Regions from separate parts of the Homo sapiens genome. Here region 1 is linked to region 2. A link is an interaction called in ENCODE POLR2A ChIA-PET data of the cell type or tissue named here. Cell type or tissue: OCI-LY7. All regions are shown on one strand. Region 1 has its middle 25 kb from the start of GPR160. Region 2 overlaps PHC3 (polyhomeotic homolog 3).

What was found. ChIA-PET counts read pairs that join two places held together with the same protein. Peaks named below come from ENCODE experiments on the same cell type or tissue, not always from the same donor. Only the 100,000 strongest peaks of a DNase experiment are listed, where the experiment ranks them.
Region 1: POLR2A ChIA-PET joins it to region 2 with 7 read pairs; 2 of 35 experiments call an interaction of 5 or more read pairs at or near these places.

The regions. Positions count from the first base shown.
Region 1 is chr3:170,010,017-170,015,016 of GRCh38, forward strand. No RefSeq gene overlaps it. Among named protein-coding and RNA genes, the nearest start is that of GPR160, 25 kb to the right of the region's middle. In OCI-LY7, no CTCF peak of the experiment used is centred here; no DNase peak of the experiment used is centred here.
Region 2 is chr3:170,122,910-170,127,909 of GRCh38, forward strand. The region is part of intron 8 of PHC3 (polyhomeotic homolog 3); the gene reads right to left. Among named protein-coding and RNA genes, the nearest start is that of PHC3, 56 kb to the right of the region's middle. In OCI-LY7, no CTCF peak of the experiment used is centred here; no DNase peak of the experiment used is centred here; H3K4me3 peaks cover 766 bases; H3K27ac peaks cover 3,179 bases.

The DNA.
Region 1 (5,000 bases), 110 kb before region 2:
CTAATCGTAGTGGCTCATGCCTGTAATCCCAGCACTTGATCTCTCAGAAGCAAGAGGATCACTTGAGACTAGGAGTTCGGCACCAGCCTCGCCAACATAACAAGATCCAATCTCTACCAAAAAAACAAAAACAAGCAAACAAAAAACTCTTATCCTCTGCAAAAGAGTATGAAAACACAAGCCACAGACCAGGAGAAAATATTTGCTGAGCACCTCTCTGATAAAGGATTTGTATTTAAAATATACATAGAACTCACAAAATTTAATAAGATATGAAACAACCCAATATAAAAATGGGCAAAAGAAACGAACAGATACATCAACAAAGAAGACACACAGATGAAAAAAAAACTATGAAAAGATGCTCTACATCATATGTCATTAAGGAACTGCAAATTAAAACAGTGAGATACCACTACATACCTATTAGAATGGCCAAAATAACCTACGGCCATGCCACCCTGAACATTCCCCATCTTGCCTAGAATGGCCAAAATCCAAAGCACTGACAACACCAAATCCTGGAAAGGATGGGAAACGGCAGGAACTCTTATTTATTGCTAGTGGAGACACAAAATAGTATAGCCACTTTGGAAGACAGTTTGATGGCTTTTTGTTTTGTTTTGAGACAGGGTCTCACTCTGTTACCCAAGCTAAAGTGCAGTGGTGCGATCATGGCTCACTGTAGCTGAAACCTCCCAGGCTCAAGCAATTCTCCCACTCAGCCTCCTGAGTAGCTGGGACCACAGGTGTGCACCATCACATGTGGCTAATATTTTTTTGAGACAGAGTCTCACTCTGTTGCCCAGGCTGGAGGACAGTGGCACGACCTAGGCTCACTGCAACCTCCACCTCCGGGGCTCAAGCTATTCTCTTGCCTCAGCCTCCCTAGTAGCTGGGATTGCAGGTGCACACCACCACGCCTGGCTAATTTTTATATTTTTAGTAGAGACGGTGTTTCACCATGTTGGCCAAGCTGGTCTTGAACTCCTGACCTCAGGTGATCAGCCCACCTCAGCCTCCCAAAGTGCTGGGACTACAATGAGTTAGCCACCGCTCCTGCTCACACCTGGCTAATTTAAAATTTTTGTGTGTGTGTGGAGAAGAGGTCTCCTTATGTTGCCCAGGCTGGTCTCAAACTCCTGGGTTCAAGCAATCCTCCCACCTTTGCCTCACAAAGTGCTAGTATTACAGGTGTGAGCCAGCACACCTGGCTACAGTTTCTTAACAGATGGAAAAATGAATCCACACAAAGGGAAAAAGAGCATCAAAAATGGCATTGGGGCCAGGCGCCATGGCTCACACCTGTAATCCCAGCACTCTGGGAGGCCAAGGTGGCCTCGGATCACCTGAGGTCAGGAGTTCAAGACCAGTCTGGCCAACATGATGAAACCCTGTCTCTACAAAAAATATAAAAAGATTAGCTAGGCGTGGTGGCGTGTACCTATAAGACCAGCTACTCAGGAGGCTGAGGCAGGAGGATTGCTTGAACCAGGGAGGCAGAGGTTGCAGTGAGCTGAGATCACACCATTGCACTCAAGTTTGGGAAACAGAGCACGACTCCATCTCCAAAAAAAAAAAAAAAATGGCATCAATTTTCAACTTGTGATGGGGGATTTCCTGATTGTCTCTTTCCAGAATATCTTTAAGGTCAAAATATTTTCGTAATAATACTGATGTTGTTGCCTTTTCACTCTCATTCTCTCACAAGCATAAGTGGAGTTTTCCAGTGTGATATGGGAACAGATTGAATGCGGAGGCAGACATGAGAATCTAGCTTTCTTCTATTCATCCAGATATTCAACAGATTTGTTAAAAATGTAAAACAGCCACTCATCTCACAAACATTTTCTTTCTGAAAAAGTTATTTTTCATAGACATGTTATTTCTGTTAATGTGTCCTCTTTTATTATTGTTTCTAAAAATTTATGTTTTAATCTTTCTTTTATTTTGAGACTAGGTCTCACTCTGTTGCTCAGGCTGGAGTACAGTGCATGATCATAGTTCACTCTAACTCGAACTCCTGGGCTCGAGGGATTCTCCTGTCTCAGCTTCCTGAGTAGCGTGGACTACAGGCATGTGCCACCACACTCAGCTAATTAAATTTTTCGTAGAAACAGGGTCTCGCTATGTGGCCTAGGCTGGGCTCAAACTCCTGGCCTCAAACAATCCTCCCACCTCAGCTTCCCAGAGCTCTGGGATTACAGGGTGAGCCACTGCCTGTTTTAATTTCTTTTCTTTTTTTTTTTTTTTTTTTTTTTTTGAGACGGAGTCTTTCTCTGTCACCCAGGCAGGAGTGCAGTGGCGTGATCTCGGCTCACTGAAACCTCCGCCTCCCAGGCTCAAGCTATTCTCCTGCCTCAGCCTCCCGAGTAGCTGGGATTATAGGCACCACGTACCACCACACTAGGTTAATTTTTGTATTTTTAGTAGAGATGGGGTTTCATCATGTTGGTCAGGCTGGTCTCGAAATCCTGACCTCGTGATCCGCCCACCTCAGCCCCCCGAAGTGCCAGGATTACCGGCATGAGCCACCACGCTTAGCTGCCTGTTTTAATTTCTAACCGCAGCAAATAATCCACACCAACAGGACTCTTTGGCATTCTCAATAATTTTTAAAAGTAGTTAAAAGGTCCTGAGCCCAAAACGTGTGAGAGTTGTTGTTCTAGAGTAACTAGCATTGAAAGTTCTTTCACAAAGCTGACTGCAAATAAGGAAGATTTGGTGACACATAGAACCAGGTGGTAAAAATACAGGATGAGGGAAGGGCTTTCGAAATGGAGGCAAACAGAATAGGATCAGAAAATCTGAGCTGGAGATTAGTACAAAAGGGAGGAGGGACTAAATCTTTTATTGTGTCTGGGGTGTAGATCATTTACCTGCTCACTGTAGACTCGTGCCTGACAAATATAATTGCCTGGCAACCTCGGCTATTAGTTGTTTGAGACAGAGATATGATTGTAGATTCTGGCTGTATGTAATAATAATACCTCTTAAATTGCATCTGGCACTTAGGGACGCTGTCTAAATCCCTTGTGGCATCATTATTCATAGTTGCCTTCTGTGTTCATTTTACTTATAAAGAAATTGAAAACTCAGAAAAGAGTGTGTGGCTTTGGATTTAGGTAGCCCCGGATTAAAAATCCTGCCTAATGCTGGCTTCATCCGCTGTGTGAGAAGGTAACCATTTCAAGCCTGCACTGCTGAAGGAAGCACCAGTGTTCTGGCAACACCTCCTGTGTCCTGACTTTGGCTTTGGTTCTCACAGTGTGGTTTCCTCTGTTCTTTCCCACCGTTTGAGCCTGATTCTCCAGCTTTTCCAGTAAGTCTTGGGGCCACTGAAACTTTTACAATAAATTCATTTTCTTTTTACAGCAATGAATGAGGGTTCCAATTTCTCCATGTCCTCATGAACACTTGTTATTAACCATCTTTTTTTATTATAGTCATGCATTGCATAATGACATTTTGGTAAATGATGGACCTCACATATGATGGTGGTCCCATAAGACTATAATGGAGCTGAAAATTTCCTATTGCCTAGTGATGTCATAGCCATCATAATGTGGTAGTGCAATACATTACTCACGTGTTTGTGGGGATGCTGGTGTAAACAAACCTGTGCTCCCAGTCATATAAAAGTGTAACACGTGCTGAGCGCTGTGGCTCACACCTGTAATCCTAGCACTTTGGGAGGCCGAGGCAGGCGGATCACCTGAGGTCAGGAGTTCGAGACCAGCCTGGACCAACATGGCGAAACCCCGTCTCTACTAACCTACAAAAATTAGCCTGGCATGGTGGTGGGCCCCTGTAATCCCAGTTACTCGGGAGGCTGAAGCAGGGAGAACTGCTTGAACCCAGGAGGCGGAGGTTGCAGTGAGCCAAGATGGCGCCACTGCACTCCAATCTGGGCAACAGAGAGAGACTCTGTCTCAAAAAAAAAAAAGTGTAACACATAAATTATGTATAGTACATAACACTTGATAATAAATGACTATGTTTCTGGTTTATGTATTTGCTATCCTATACTTTTTATCATTATTTTAGACTGTACTCCTGCTACTTATATATTTTTTAAAATTAACTGTGGAACAGCCTCAGGCAGGTCCTACAGGAGGTATTCCGGAAGAAGTCATTCTTATCATGGGAGATGACAGCTCCATGGATGTTTTTGCCCCTGAAGACCTTCCAGTGGGACAAGATGTGGAGGTGGAAGACAGTGACACTGATGATCCCGGCCCTGGGTAGGCCTAGGCTAATGTGTGCGTTTGTGTCTTTGTTTTTAACAAAAAAACTTTAAAAGTTTAAACAATTGAAAATAAAAAGAGAAAAAAGCTTACAGAATAAGGATATAAAGAAAGAAAATAGGCCGGGGGCAGTGGCTCACGCCTGTAATCCCAGCACTTTGGGAGGCCGAGGCAGGCGGATCACAAGGTCAGGAGTTCAAGACCAGCCTGACCAACATGGTGAAACCCCGACTGTACTAAAAATACAAAAATTAGCCAGGCGTGGTGGTGCACGTCTGTAATCCCAGCTACTTGGGAGGCTGAGGCAAGAGAATCGCTTGAACCTGGGAGGTGGAGGTCGTAGTGAGCCAAGATCATGCTTCTGCACTCCAGCCTGGGTGACAGAGAGAGAGACTCCATCTCAAAAAAAAAAAGAAAATATTTTTGTACGATAGTACAATGTCTTTGTGTCTTAAGCTAAGTGTTATTACAAGAGTCAAAAACACTTAAAAATTTTTTAAGTTTATAAAATAAAAGCTACAGTAAGCTAAGGTTAATTCATTATTGAACAAAGATAGTTCTTTATAAATTTAATATAGCCTAAATGTACAGTGTTTATAACGTCTACAGGAGTAGTGTACGGTGATGTCCTAGGCCTTCACATTCACTCACCGCTCACTCACTGATACCCACAGCAACTTCCAGTCCTGCAGGCTCCATTCACGGCAAGTGCCCCATATAAGTGTACTATTTTTTATCTTTTATACCATATTT
Region 2 (5,000 bases):
TTTTCATATTTCTTCATAATATTTGACTGAAAGCAAGCTGTGGATCAGTATCTAGACCAAAAATCACCAAGGTTTCCAAAAAGATGGTAGTCAAGTCTGAAAATATTTTTTATTTCGATAATTAAAAAATACAAATAAAATAACGATTTTGGGAATTCAACTGTTTTTGTTAACTTCTAACTGTCATGAATCAAAACAGATACTAACATTTTTCATAAGCACACTAAGCGAATTCCTACAATGACACACTATATTAGGACATGTAGGATTCTATCCCAGGCTCTTCCTTATTATTATGTAATTTAAAGATTAAATTATAAAAAGTAACATCTGAGAATCTACAAAAAAAGATACGCAATTATATCTCTCCTTTTCTGTTCTACTCAACAATCTAATGACTCTTTATATATAATATGCAAACAGAAAATATCTTTCCTTGAAATGCATACACACACACACACACACAGCCTAAGCTCTTTGACACCTTATTTTTTTACTCTTTTTATAATGTTCCATACTTATGGGAGAAAGTTTTTAAGTCTATAACTTAACCACCTTGTTATCCAATTGTAAAGATTATACTTAAGAAGGAAAATGGGGCCAGGTGCAGTGGCTCGTGCCTGCAATCCAGCACTCTGGGAGGCTGAGGTGGGTGGATCACCGGAGGTCAGGAGTTCCACAACAGCCTGGCCAACATGGTGAAACCCTACCTCTACTTAAAAAAATACAAAAAATTAGCCAGGCATGGTGGCGGGCGCCTGTAGTTCCAGCTACTTGGGAGGCTGAATCAAGAACATCACTTGAACCTGGGAGGCAGAGGTTGCAGTGAGCCAAGATCAGGCCATTGCACTCCAGCCTGGGTAACAGAGTGAGACTCCATCTCAAAAAAAAGAAAAAGGAAAATGGAATCGAAGGCACCCTGAGAAGGAGCTATGTAACTAGAAATACTTTTTTTTTTGACAGAGTCTCGCTCTGTTGCCAGGCTGGAGTGCAGTGGTGCGATCTCAGCTCACTGCAATCTCTGCCTCCTGGGTTCAAGCGATTCTCCTGGCTCAGCCACCCCGAGTAGCTGGGACTACAGGCGCGTGCCACCATGCCCAGCTAATTTTTTGTACTTTTTAGTAGAGACAGGGTTTCACCAGGTTGGCCATGATGGTCTTGATCTCTTGACCTCGTGATCCACCTGCCTTGGCCTCCCAAAGTGCTGGGATTACAGGCGTGAGCCACCGCACCCGGCCAATACCTTATTATTAATGTTTCCATTTCAAAGAACACTTCTAGAGGTTGACATGGGTATTTTAATTTAATTTGTTATCATTTATTATTTACTTAACCATTATTTATGAAAAATGATTACTAAAAATAAAGCCATAAGAGTTCATTTCCCTTCTTTTATCTATAAAGCTTATTACTTAAGTTTACAAAAATTATGAGTTTTTAAAATCTTATTTAACCATACTGACTAATCTTCCCATTAAAAAAGTGTTTTTTGAGAAAGGGTCTCACTCTGCTGCCCAGGCTGGAGTGCAGTGGCTCCATTATGGCTCACTCAGCCTTGACCTCCAAGCTCAGCCTCCTGAGTAGCTGGGACCACAGGTGTTCACTAACACACCCAGCTCATTTTAAAATGTTTTTTGTAGAGATGAGGTCTCACTATGTTGCCCAGGCTGGTCTCAAACTCCTGGGCTCAAGTGATCCTCCTGCCTTGGCCTCTCAAAGTGCTGGGATTATAGGCATGAGCCACTGCACACCTAGCCCCACAAATGTTAACAAACAAACTTTCAACATTCACAAGAAACCTTTCAGCAACATCTAATATTGTGTACATTTTTAATCAAACTATTTTAAAAGTCTGATGTTTTAAAGTATATAAAATTATACATAAAAGTGATCAGGATTTCTGAAACCAGCAAAACCCATGTGTTGTAAAAGGGACAATCAAGTTTCACCTATAAGGATATAACAGTAAGTTATAAAGGTAACAATAGGTGACAATCAAAAATAAAATAAAATAAAATAAAAATCTTTCCAAGGCTCCACTAAGAATAAAACATCTTCTTTTGTCTTTTGTACAACTTTAAAATTCTACTGTTACTGGATAATTTTATATCAAACATAATATTATACCAAATATAAAATTCAGAACTGTGATCTGAATCAGCTACAAAGTAGGCAACATTTTTTAAAGTTATTTGCTCACAACCCTGCACCTGGAAACCAGTTACACTAAGAGAGATTCTGTGCCTCATGCCTGAATCTCAGACGTGAAAGCAGTCATTTGTTATTGTTCGGAGCAACAATTATACTAGATCGGTTCATGATAATAACAGTTTTTTAAATGATGATAATGCCCAATATAGGTAAAATCATTCTAAAAAGTGTCTGGGGGGTTAAGAAAAAAAATCTAGTCCCCAAGGGCAAGTGCTGTCACAGTGAATACTTTAATTTGCCTTAGTGTCAGAGATGTTAATTCAGAGATAATTAAACAAGTATGGTTTTATCGACCAGTTCAATTTTATCTATGTAGCATTCCTTCAGTATAATAGATAGTACTTTTCTTCCAAAGAACATGATCTTTGCTTAAAATGCTGAAACTCTCTTTAATCCTAATGCAGTTACATGTTATTCAAACATCTGCTAGAGTATCTTTTAAGAAATCAAAGCTTGATCATACATAGAATTCTGATTTTTAAAAACAAGAGTTTAAAGAATGAAAAGAGCCATAACACAAATAGCATATTTTGAAATAATCCATCAAATACTGTAAAATACTTTCCACTCATTATACTTAAAGCTAACTATATGTACTTCCAGAACTCTCATATAAAGGCGAAATAAGTGCATGAATAAAAGAAGTAGGCAAAAACAAATCTGTCACAGACATCTGGCACAATCAGCATTAACAAATCTAAATGTTCAACAATTAAAATGTTGAAAAAAGCAAAGTGGAGGTTTTGCTCACTCACAAGATCATTAGGAAACTGCACATCACAATTACTGTTTAGCTCATAACTATAACTATTCTAAAAATAACAAAGACTGCCAAACTTACCTCAATAAAGTCCAATATTCCCATCTGTTTCCCTTTCCTAAATAAACTGAGGAATATTTGTTTATTAGTTCTAAATTATCTACCCTCAACATACTTATATCCAAATGTCAACAAAAAACTTTAATTCTTAAGTATCTTAAAAAACATACTGATTTTACTTTGAAAATTCACCCTTATCTTTCAAATTTCCACATCTCTTAAAAAATACATCTTTCTACCTTTAAGTGTTTGAAACAACCAGAAAAATATAACCTGTGAAGAAATGTGTTTGAATGGAAAAAATAACACATTTGGTCAAAGGTAATAAAAAAACAAGCTTAATAAATTATTAAAGAGCTATGTTACTCAAAGAAAGGTAAAAGATTAAAAAATATTTAGAAAGGTAACATGGAAACATCCATAGCAAGCATTATAACCATATCAGTGATAGCAGAGAAAGTTATTAATATCATTTTTTAAACTTCCAAAAATGTTTTAAGGTAGAAGTGCAGGAAGCAACAAAATATTTTTGGCTTTAGTTTTCAAAGTATTATGCTCCATATGTATATATATATATATATATATATATTTTTTTTTTTTTTTCCTTTTTCTTTTTTTTGAGACAGAGTCTCACTCTGTCACCCAGGCTGGAGTGCAGTGGTACGATCTCAGCTCACTGCAACCTCTGCCTCACGGGTTCAAGCCATTCTTGTGCCTATGTCTCCCAAGTAGCTGGGATTACAGGCATTCGCCACCATGCCCAGCTAATTTTTGTATTTTTAGTAGAGATGAGTTTCTCTATGTTGGCCAGGCTGGTCTTGAACTCCTGACCTCAGGTGATCCACCTGCCTTGGCCTCCCAAAGTGCTGGGATTAGAGGTGTGAGGCACCACACCCAGCCTTATATTTCTATCCCAAATTTGTTCCTCTATAGCTTCCCCTAACATAAACAATTAAAAATATATAAGGACTATAAAGAAGTTTTTTTTTGTTTGTTTTTATTTTTAAATTGTATTTTTTTTCTTTTCTATTATGCCCTGCCTGGAAACTGCCTTATTTTTTACTGGTTAAAAACCAAATCACTGAACTAGGTAGTGAGAAAGTAATTTAAATTAAAAATTTTTTGAAGGTGCTGTACGCTTCCTATACCCCTGTTTTTGTTACAATATCCATAGTAAACTCCAAAAATCTATTGAAAGAAAATATAGACATGATAACTGAATGATAAACTTTTTAAAAATTTTTCTTTCCTTTTTTTGAGACAAAGTCTCGCTCAGTTGCCCAGGCCGCAATCTCGGCCCACTGCACCCTCCACCTCCCAGGTTCAAGAGATTCTCCTGCCTCAGCATCCCGAGTAGCTGGGATTACAGGCATGGCCACCACTCCCGGGTAATTTTTGTATTTTTCTGTGTAGACAGGGTTTCACCCTGTTTGCCAGGCTGGTCTCGAACTCCTCAGCTCAGGTGATCTGCCCACCTCAGCTTCCCAAAGTGCTGGGATTACAGGCGTGAGCCACTACACCCAGCCAAGTTCTGCTTTTAATAAAAATTTACAGAAGGTATAATTCAATCTCTGTGCCTATTAAGATCAGTAAGAATGACAAGAATACAAAAATCTATACATTTGTATCATGAGAACCAAAATACTTTTCATTAAAGAACATTGAGGATAATCCAAGTATGAAAAGAAAAAACAAGTATTAATAATAAAAAATACTTCGAAACTCCTTTCTGAGCTAATATTTATTAGCTTTTAGGTGATAAAATCTCTTGGATGAGGTGTAATACAAAACCTCCCTTTAGGAAGATTCTTCTCCTCAGTTACAAATTATGAATTTGATCCTTCTGACTAAACAATTAGAGACCTTATTTCAGTTTTATAAATCTTAAAATGTCTTTTAGAGAATGTTTAAAGAAAAGTATTTTTCAAGATAATTTTTCTTTCTAGGCAACAATTGTTTTTAGAGGTTT